Regions from separate parts of the Mus musculus genome. Here region 2 is linked to region 1. A link is a contact called in ENCODE POLR2A ChIA-PET data. All regions are on one chromosome and are shown on one strand. Each heading gives the region's core, a stretch centred on a gene start or an enhancer-like site at or near the end of the contact. The rest is flanking DNA. Distances are from core to core; before and after follow the strand shown. Region 1 holds the start of Slc39a1 (solute carrier family 39 (zinc transporter), member 1). Region 2 holds the start of Chtop (chromatin target of PRMT1).

Region 1 (5,352 bases), core at 850-3,349:
TTCTTTCTTTCTTTCTTTTTCTTTCTTTCTTTCTTTCTTTTTTGGTTTTTCGAGACAGGGTTTCTCTGTGTAGCCCTGGCTGTCCTGGAACTCACTCTGTAGACCAGGCTAGCCTCAAATTCAGAGCCTCTGCCTCCCAAATGCTGGGATTAAAGGCGTGTGCCACCACGCCCAGTTTACAGACTGATTTGATTGCTGAGAATCAAACTTGCATTCTCTGGAAGAACAGCAAACGCTCTCAAATGTTTAGCTGGTCTCTTTCCAGTCCCCTATTCAACTTTTAAAAGATTTGTTTTAAATTATGTGTACTTTTATGTGTGGGTATGTACACAGGCAGGAGGAAGCCATATTTATTTGGTCCCCATGGAACTAAAGTTAGAAGCAGTATGAGCTGCCTGACATGTGTGCTGGTCCTGGGACAAAGTGCTGCAAACAGCACTGTCTGCTCCTAATTGTTGAGCCAGAACTGGCCTCAAATTCATAAAGATCCTTGAACTCAGCAAATGTTAATTTATTTTTATTTGTGTGTGTTTGGTGCTACTGGACACATATTTGGAAGCCAGAGAATAACTTGTGGAAGTTGGATCTCTCTTTCTACCTCCTGGTGTGAGTTCTAAGACAAAAAGAAATAGATAAGCAGTGACCTGGTTACAGCTGCCGCTGAACGCCAGATCTGCCAACAGCAGGGACCAACGCTGAGCCCTAGATACTGCACCATTCCTTGAGGTGACCAGCCAGCAACCTGGTGGCAGGTTGACGACACTGGACACTTCCTCCATGGAAAGGACAATGTTTTGTTCTTATTGGAGAAAACACTGGATTTGCTTTTCCTGATTCTGCCAAAAACCACCATCCGTGGCTCCGGCCAATCCTGCTTCAGCCTCCCAAGTGCTGAGGTTACATGCCCATGTTTAGAAATCAAATAAGCCACAGGAGTCTAGGAAAAATCGTTTTTTGTTTTGTTTTTTAATTTTTTAAATTTATTTTTGGGCCCCCAATGGAAGAGCTAGATAAAGTACCCAAGGAGTTAAAGGGATCTGCAACCCTATAGGTAGAACAACATTATGAACTAACCAGTACCCCGGAGCTCTTGACTCTAGCTGCATATGTATCAAAAGATGGCCTAGTCGGCCATCACTGGAAAGAGAGGCCCATTGGACTTGCAAACTTTATATGCCCCAGTACAGGGGAACGCCAGGGCCAAAAAGTGGGAGTGGGTGGGTAGGGGAGTGGGTGGGAGGGTCTGGGGAACTTTTGGGATAGCATTGGAAATGTAAATGAGGAAAATACCTAATAAAAAGTTAAAAAAATTATTTTAAAAAATTAGGTATTTTCTTCATTTACATTTCCAATGCTATCCCAAAAGTCCCCCAGACCCCCCACCTTGTTTTGTTTTTTTAATCATAAGTTAATTTGTAGAAAGGATGGCTTTTATTTCATGCATCCATTCTTCCTACTTTTTTTTTTATAAAACTTTTTTTTTCCTTAGACAGGGTTTCTCTTTGTAGCTTTGGCTGTCCTCAAACACTGTCACTCTGTAGACTAAGCTGGCCTCAAGATCCACCTGCCTCTGCCTCCAGAGTGTTGGGAGTAAAGGTGTGAGCCACCACAGCCCTCTCATCGTCTTTTCTGTAGAGACTGGCTAGGCAAGCCAGGCAAGGAAATTTGTCCCAAAAAGGGAATGATTACCCTTTGGCCCAGTTAGGCACTAAAAGAGCCTGAGCTGTTAAGTGTCTGGGGCCAAGGCCAGACAGATACCCTGAGAAATGTAGGAAGAAATACTTGGAGTAAGGATAGAGAACCGGCCTTGCTCGCAGAGTTCCTAGCTCCCACTTCTATCAAACTCTTTCTGACTGGCTGGCCCCAGCGGCCTGCTAGTCCATGGCAGCTCAGGGGGCCCACCGCCCTCGGGTCTTCCCGCTAGTCCCCTCCCGGTTCTGGCTTCGTCTCAGCTCGCCGCCAGCCTAGCTTTCTCTAGTTTTCAGACTCTAATTGCTCGCAGCGCACGTCACTCTAGGCTAGGCTCCTCCCACTGAGCTCAGTCATTGGCAGCCTCGTGCGGGTACGCGGAGGCGGCGGGGGGGAGGGGAGAGGGGTGGGGAGGGGGTGGGAATTCCCGACGCGAGGCCGGAACCGAGCGACAGCAATGGAGTGAGACCCTCGGGAGGTGAGTGAGGCCTCGCTGGTCGCAGGGTCAAAGGCAGCTTCTGAGGCCTCCCAGGCTAGGAGCTGGGGTCTCCGTGTTAACATTTCCTCTGCTTCCTGCGACGCTGGCGGCCTCCGACCTGGTCTCCGAGACTTCCAGACGCCGCCCAGTGCGGGCAAAGCTCGTCCCAAGCCCCTCTTTGGCTATATGCCGAGACTACCTGTTATTTCCGGGAAATGGCCCTGGGGAGTGGGTAGTTAAGAGAGTCAGCCAGCCCCGAAGTTCCCCTGTTTCAAATCATCGGTGAAGCCATCCGGGACTTCTCTTCAGCTCCAACCTCCCTTTGCTACATGCACTTAGCAGACTGAGAGAGTGGTCTGCCTTCCTTAGGGAACCCCAGCTCCAGGTGCAGGTCCTACCTGGAGTCTGCACCTCATTTTCTGCGTGCTCCAGGTGAAAGAGTAATGTGAGATCTATATTGGCCTTCGCGTGCCTCAGTTTCCTCCTTGATGGTTCGCTGAACTTGGGGAGAGAAATTCGAAGGAGGAAATGCAATCCTGATGTTGGCGTGGATGAGTCACTTCAGCTGGGAAAGGCCAGAAAGTGGCTGGGCTGAGGGGAAGTGCATTCCGCTGACCAGCCTTCCCTTTTCCGTGACCCCTTCTTTCCTGTGACCATTCCCACCCATGCTAGTTTTCTCTGTATAGGTCCAAGAGTCACCGAGTTATCACAGCCACCATGGGGCCCTGGGGGGAGCCAGAGCTCCTGGTGTGGCGCCCAGAAGCAGTCGCATCGGAGCCCTCGGTGCCAGTAGGGCTGGAAGTGAAGCTGGGGGCCCTGGTGCTGCTGCTGCTGCTGACACTCATCTGCAGCCTGGTACCTGTCTGTGTGCTTCGAAGGTCAGGTGCTAACCATGAAGCTTCAGGTGAGTCTTTTCTGCTTCGGAGGTTGGGCGAGGTGACTGGGGTGGGGGGGGGGGCGGCGGGGGGGGGGAGCAGGAGTGGTCATGGCTTCTGTTGGGGTAGAAGGACTTTGAAGAGATTCATTTGGTTATATATAACCCCTTTTGTACTTCACTCTTGTTTAGCCTCGGGCCAGAAAGCCCTGAGCCTCGTCAGCTGCTTCGCAGGAGGAGTCTTTTTGGCTACATGTCTTCTGGACCTGCTGCCTGACTACCTGGCTGCCATAGATGAGGCCTTGGAGGCCCTGCATGTGACGGTAAGCATTGACTTCAACATGTGACCAAGAGTATATTATAGAACAGCTAATAGAAAACAGAGCTATAACCTGGGCGGTGGTGGCACACCACCTGTGAGTTGGAAGCCAGCAAGTTCCAGGACAACCAGGGCTACACAGAGAAACCCTGACTGGAAAAACCAAAAAAGAAAAAGACAAACATGGTTATATAGATCTCTTCAGGGGTCACCTCAGGGCTGCGGAAGGCCTTGGTATGTGAGTCTGTGAATTATGGATTTCAGCAACAGGATATTCTTACTGTGCATTCTTTCCCTGATACTAAACTCTGTGTGACCTCTCTATATTCCTTGATATAATGTGAGCAGCCTCATCAGGTGTGTGAACTACTCTGGGTTGCAATTCCCAGGAAGTTAACAATGTTCCAAGAATCACATTTCATACACTTATTTGCTTGTCCCTCCTTCATTCTCTGTCTCCTTCCCTCCTCTTTTTCTTTTTTTTTGGTTTTTCGAGACAGGGTTTCTCTGTGTAGCCCTGGCTGTCCTGGAACTCACTTTGTAGACCAGGCTGGCCTCGAACTCAGAAATCCGCCTGCCTCTGCCTCCCGAGTGCTGGGATTAAAGGCGTGAGCCACCACGCCCGGCTTCTCCTTTTCTTTTTTGAGACAGGTTCTCACTGTGTAGGCCTGGCACTTGTTTTGTAGACCTGCCTCAACTTTGCAGTGATCTTCTTGCCTCTGCCTCCCAGATGCTGAATTACAGGGTTGTGCTACCTCACCCCACATTCTCTTTCTTATTTTTCTTTCTAAATTTTATTTATTTATTTATTTTTGGTTTTTTGAGACAGGGTTTCTCTGTGTAGCCCTGGCTGTCCTGGAACTCACTCTGTAGACAAGGCTGGCCTCAAACTCAGAAATCTGCCTGCCTCTGCCTCTCAAGTGCTGGGATTAAAGGCGTGAGCCACCACTGCCCAGCCCTCCTTGTTTTTCTTATTTGCACATATTATACATAGTAATGGGCTTTATTATTACATTTTCATACACACATAAAGTATTCTAACTATATTCACTCCTATTAGATTTCTTGTTTCCCTCCCACTGATCATCCTCTTCTGATCTCTCTTTTGAGTGTGAGTGGGGTGTGTGTGTGTGTGTGTGTGTGTGTGTGTGTGTGTGTGTGTGAGACGAGTGCTTGACTCCATGAGTTTAATTAGGGTCACTTACATGAACACGAGCGAGGGCGCCTTTTTTCCAGTAGGGTCTATCTACGTAATGTAGACTGCGCTAAGCTCTTGGTTCTCCCTCTTCAATTTCCTGGGTTACAGGTATTCACCAGCGAGCTGGAGACAGATCACTGCAGATCTGGCAGCATAGGAAGCAATTCCCCGGGGCCAGATGTTCTCAAGAAAGTGGGATGTGGGGTTCAAGGCAAGGAAGTCTGATACAGAGTTGGAAGCAGTGCAGTCCCAGCACTTGCAAGGCTGGGGCAGAATGATCACAAGGAGTTGGAGGCCAGCTTGAACTATGAAGTGTTTTTCTTGGCTAGTCTGGGCTTCACAGCGAGACTGTCTCAACCCCTGCCTGCCTCCCAAACAGCAACATTCCAAAGAACTCAGCTTAGGAAAACCTGAGACGGTTGTTCAGCGAAGTCATCTTTTTTCCCTTGTGACTGAGGAAGTAGTAATGGGTCGTGACCCCTGTATACCTGTGACTGAGCGACCTTTGTCTTCATATGACTGTGAATGTCCCTGTGACATGTAGCTTTGTATGTGAACATTTGTGGCAGGCCCAGATGTGCCCCTTTGTATGCTTACATGTAACAACACTGTGTGCATATACATCCATGATTCAGCTTCGGGAAGTCTTGACCCTTAGGAAGGACTGACTGGGTAATGTGTGGAGACATTCTTGGTGGTCACAGCTTAGTGTTGGTGATACTGTGTTTGTGACTCACATCTGATGGGTAGAAGCCAGAGATGCTGCTTACTTACAGTATGCATGACAGTGATGG
Region 2 (5,352 bases), core at 947-3,446, 260 kb after region 1:
AGTCTTTTAAAAAATATATCCCACCAGGTAAATATTTCAGATAGCTTAATATAAAAATCTACTGATAAGGGGTTTTGAAACAACTGCCCAATTTGTTTTGTACCACATTAGATGCAATTAAGAACAGAGGTCTGTAGCCTTCTGTCATTTAGCTTACAACTGGCTTTTTTTGTATTGGACCCCAGGGTCAATTTAAGTAATGTTTTCTTAGGAAGGAGCTGAAGTTGCTGTTGGCTGCCTCACCGCTCATTTAGAGACATCTTGGTGGTGCTTTTTAGCACAACTTTCGGCGCTGACTGTGCAGCCATCTTCAAATCCCGAGAATCTACAAAGGACAATATGCATGAGTCAATCAAAATAATGAAGCTTGCATTTTCACAAGAAGCAAGGCATAAATCTGTTAAAGGCCTATATTTTTAACTCTGAAGATGGTATCATGAGATCTTAAGTTTGCCAGGTGGTGGTGGTGGTGCACTTTTAGTCACAGCATTCCTGAAGCAGAGGTAGGTGGCTCCCTTTGAGTTCGAGGCTAGCCAGGTCTACATAGCAAGTTCCAGGACAGCCACGGCTACCTAAGAGAAACCCTGTGAGGTGGGGGCTTACGTCCATACAATAGTTATAAAAATTTCAAAGCTCCAGGATGGAGAACATCTGCCAAAGTCTCCAAAATAGCAGAATGAGATGTAGCCAAAGCCTAGGAGTTTGGCTTTCAATAGTTCTTCTCAGCCTGGACTGTATGTGACTTAGCTGAGGAATGTTTGAAAAAAAAAAAAAAAAGAAAAAGTCCCTCCCAAACTAAACTAAATTCTTGATGCCTGGATCCAGACCAATTAAAGTACAATCTGGCCATGAGGATGGGGTACAGCAACTGGGATTGGGGGTGCTACCCAGGTACATCTTACATGTCTATAGAAAGTTGAGGGTCATGGATCTAGAGAAATGGAGGAGCTGGGAATATAGCTCCTCAGTAGAGTGCTTGTTTAGCACTGATGAAGCCCTGGGAAGTTCAATTCCCAGCAGCAACAGGGGAGTGGTGTAACAGTCTGAGGCTGTAACGGGTTACATTGTCACACTGTGAGGACCGGACTCTCATACACCCAAAATAAAAAGAAAAGCCTAGTTTCAAAATCGATTCTCAACTCCAAATGCAGGTGGAGCTCTAGTTAGACATGGCAGGGGAAAGACAGAAGAGGTTTTCTAAATGGGTATTCAATCTGAGAGCTCTGTTAAGAGCACACCACAATATTTTAACTGTAGTGGCATATACTGGGGAGGGGCTGAGGCAAGGGGGTCACAAGCTCAAGGCGAGCCCGGGTGATTTGACAGACCCTGTTTCAAACTAAGATTATTATTATTTTTAAAGCTGGAGATGTTAACTCGGGGCGCTAGTTTAGCCAAAGTACGATTTTGGGTTCAACTTCGGTGCCGCAAAAAAAAAAAAAAAAAAAAAAAAAAGAATCAAAATCGAACACCCAGAGCCGCCGCTAATTCCTGTACTCCTCATTTGACCTCCACCTCGAAGCCTCTCAGGACTCCAACTTTGATCAGGCGACTATTTCCGTGGTTATCCCCATCAAACGCTATTCTGGGGCGAGGCTTTGGCTCCGATGGAGGACGCTTATCTAGGTAAGCAAGACACTGGATTTGAGGCCAAACCACTACGACCAGCACCACCAGCACCAGCACCTGCACCAGACACGCCAACCACAAGCAGCACCCGCACGGCTAGCGGCCCAGCTCGCTGGCCGCGGTTCCGGCTTAGCCTCCGCCTCCCGGCTCCGCCCCCTCCCCGGCCTCTGCGCACCTCAGCCCGGTCCACACCTGCCACCCACGCCACCGGGCCCCGGACCCCGCGCCCCTCCACCTCTGCCCTCTCCACAGAAACTCACCGAAGGAGATGGACGCCAGCGCTCCTCCCGGGGTTGCCACCACGGCTGCGGCGGGCGGCCCGGAGGCCGGCCTAACCTGAGCTGACGGCGGGCCGCTCGGGTTAACTAGCTGGGCGGTTGGCTTAGATGCTTAAACGGTAGGATGTGAGGCTTCCTCGTTGTGGGTTGAGTATCTAGCTGACCGATCCTCCCGCTCGTCAAGCCTGCCCTTTCCTGCCTTTCGTCTGGGCCCCCAGAGCCGGCGCCGCCAACTCCCGCTTGGTGTCCAAAACAAAATGGCCGCCGGGCCCACCAGTGCAGCGTGACCGGCTAAAATGGCGCCGACGGGCTTGCGTCAGTGCGCGCGCAACTAGGGGCGTGGCAACATGGTCCTTTGGCCTAGCGCAAGAATCGCAGCGAATCCCCACTGACTTTGGCAAAGATCCCTTAAGTTACGTGTAGTGCTCCGCCTTCGGGGGCGTGGCCAGTGGCCGTAATCGCTAAGTACCTCTAGACTACCTTCTGGACAAGTTTATGCCCCACTTTGGTGGGATTTTTGGCTTGCAAATAGCAGCTTAGATTGGCAACAGTGTTTGTATCCTTTTATTTCCCATTCCCAAGCTAAAGACAACTGTAAAAAGTCTTTATTAGGACCTTGAGACCTGGCTAATTTGCTCAGGCCCTCAAACCTATTTGTAGAGTTTCTGTTTCTTTTTGAGGCAGGCTTCCTTTGTGTAGACCAGACTGGCTTCGAACTCACAAAGATCCACCTCCTGACCCCCCCTAACCCCGCCCCTCCCAGTACTGGGATTTAAGACCCACACTGGACTCATCTACATCCTTTTATAGGGACTGCCTCTAGAAGATGTGGCTAGTTTTAGGGTGGGTCTTTTTACCTCAAGTAATCCAATAAAGCAAATCTGTATCCCCACTTATGTATCCCTAGTTCTTACATAATGTCTAGCAATGATGAGGCATCAATAAACACTGAATGAAGCTTGGGAAAAAGTTCTTCTAGTAGTTTTTTGGTTTTGTTTTCTGGTTTTGTTTTTTTGTTGTTGTTTTTTTTTTTTTTTTTTTTTCCGAGACAGGGTTTCTCTGTGTAGCCTTGGATGTCCTGGAACTCACTCTGTTGACCAGGCTGGCCTTGAACTCAGAAATCTGCCTGCCTCTGCCTCCCGAGTGCTGGGATTAAAGGCGTGTGTCACCACTGCCTCTGGTAGTTTTTTTGAGACAGAGTCTCTATAATGTAGTTCTGGCTGTTCTAGAATTCTCTATACAGACCAGGCTGGGCTTGGACTCACAGAGATCCTCCTGCCTTTTACGTCCCAGGTGCTGAGCTGGTGTTAACTATGGTACGTGCCACCATTTCTAGCTTTCTTCAGATTTTTTAAAAAAGATTTATTTATTTATTATATGTAAGTACACTGTAGATGTCTTCAGACACACTAGAAGAGGGCACCAGATCTCGTTACGGATGGTTGTGAGCCACCATGTGGTTGCTGGGATTTGAACTCCGGACCTTTGGAAGAGCAGTCAGGTACTCTTACCCACTCAGCCATCTCACCAGCCCCACATTTTTTGATGGCTTGTTTATTTCTGTTTCTGGCTATGTAGTATGGGCTGGCTTGGAACTCAAAATCTTCCTGCCTCATCCTTCAAGTCCTGGTATTACCAATTACTCATACAAATCCTTGAGAAGCCAATGACACTTGGATTCCAGCTAAAATTTTCGGACCCCTACATTTCTGGGTTTTGAGTGTTCCTTAAATAAGGAACTAATGTAAACTTGACAAGATAAGGTGTTGGGAGTGAGCACCCCTTACTTCACACATAGCCATGCCCAGAGGGTACAGACATTGATAGCTGGTGAGAGAGAAGGCTTTATTAAAACAAGTGGCAGATCTGGACTGCCACTCTTGTGCCCTTGGTGCACGTCGAGACTGGGCAAGGATGGGGACATAGGGAGGTACAGGTGGGGTGAGGAGCAAGCACGCTAAAGGGGAAATCTTGACAAGTGGGAGAGGAAGGGCACTGCTCACAGACTGTGCTCAACTGGTCTCCCAGAAGAAGTTGTTACAAGCCACTGTGAGAGCAGCCACCAGCACAACATACTCCTTGAAGTCCACTTCCCCATCTCCGTTTTCATCCAGTTCCTTCATTACCTTGTCCACAGCATCTGCATCCTTCTGGACCTGTAGAAGGGGATGGAAGTGTTTATCACTAAGTCAGAGCCACCATGGTGGTGGAGGAGGAGGTGGAAATGAGCAAGTGAGAGAATGATATTTAATTATGGGAGTCTTCTACAACCTTAAAGACTGGTGAGTTAAGAACTGGTGACCTGGGACTGGTGAGATGGCTCAGTGGGTAAGAGTACCCGACTGCTCTTCCAAAGGTCCGGAGTTCAAATCCCAGCAACCACATGGTGGCTCACAACCATCCGTAACAAGATCTGACGCCTTTTTCTGATGTGTCTAAAGACAGCTACAGTGTACTTACATGTAATAAATAAATAAATCTTAAAAAAAAAAAACCAAAAACTGGTGACCTATAGAACTAAGCAGAGTTAATAGTTACATCTGTTGTCATACATGATTGTCTACATTGTGACAAGCTGGGAACCTTACAGACTTTCTTTCATTTAATTAAAAATTCACACACAAAATCATTTTAGGGCACAGCGATGCCTTTAATCCTAGCACTCAGTGGGGGAGAGAAGCAGGTAGGTCTATTTGAGTTCAAGGCCAGCCTGATCTACATAGCAAGTTCCATGCCAGCTGGGGCTACATCCCCTTCCTCCACCCTGTACCTCAATCCTGTGCTTACATCCAGGAAGCCAGAAAGTTCAGTTTGTAGCAGGTCTTTCAGTTCTTTCTTGCTCAGCTTATATTTGTCCCCTTCCTTGCCCGAATGGGCATGGAACACATTGATGAGGGTCTCCATGGCACTCTCCAGCTCAGAGCCCATTTCAGCAGCACACCTACCCATTCCCACAAAGATGGAAGTGAATTATAAACCAGATTCAGGACATCTGTGGTCTGGGTAAGGGAAATCTTCAGCCCTGGCCCTGGATTCGCTCAAATAGCTGCGAGATGAACCTCATTGTACTTTATCTTTCATTCAGATTTTGCAGTGTAGGAGAAACCCTAGCACTAAATCTGGTCCAGCGTTTTGGGTCCCTCTATCATTTCCCCGTCAGAGGGAGTCAGGGATAGGCATGGAGATGAAGCAATAGGAACTGGACTGTCTTCAGAAGCCTGCAAAAGACATCTGCAGTGGCTGACTCAAGGCTGGGGAGCGGGAGGGGAGACATGGGTGGACACAGGACCAGGCAGGCTTCGAGCTCTAGTTTTACCTTCCAGGCCTGTCACAGTTAAGCTTTGTTGTTGCTACTAAGTGGGCTACGATCTCCTCTGCCTACCCCAGGAAGAAGTCTGATACCTTTGGTGAGCTGATGGGGGGTCAGTGAGGAAGAGGTGTCTTA

Evidence for each region. ChIA-PET counts read pairs that join two places held with the same protein, here RNA polymerase II (POLR2A).
Region 2: POLR2A ChIA-PET joins it to region 1 with 13 read pairs in embryonic stem cell. The contact joins the promoter of Chtop here to the promoter of Slc39a1 in region 1. POLR2A ChIA-PET finds 5 or more read pairs at or near these places in 4 of 5 experiments (Patski and embryonic stem cell).

What each region holds. Positions count from the first base shown.
Region 1 is chr3:90,246,093-90,251,444 of GRCm38, forward strand. Slc39a1 (solute carrier family 39 (zinc transporter), member 1) reads left to right here and starts at 2,100. Exons shown (of 4, transcript NM_013901.2): 1 at 2,100-2,167; 2 at 2,854-3,071; 3 at 3,234-3,364. The coding sequence starts at 2,885.
Region 2 is chr3:90,507,302-90,512,653 of GRCm38, forward strand. Chtop (chromatin target of PRMT1) reads right to left here and starts at 2,197. Exons shown (of 6, transcript NM_001293776.1): 1 at 1,890-2,197; 2 at 244-325. The coding sequence starts at 308. It overlaps S100a1 (S100 calcium binding protein A1), which reads right to left. Exons shown (of 3, transcript NM_011309.3): 2 at 4,695-4,848; 3 at 3,733-4,063. The coding sequence starts at 4,835. The coding sequence ends at 3,920.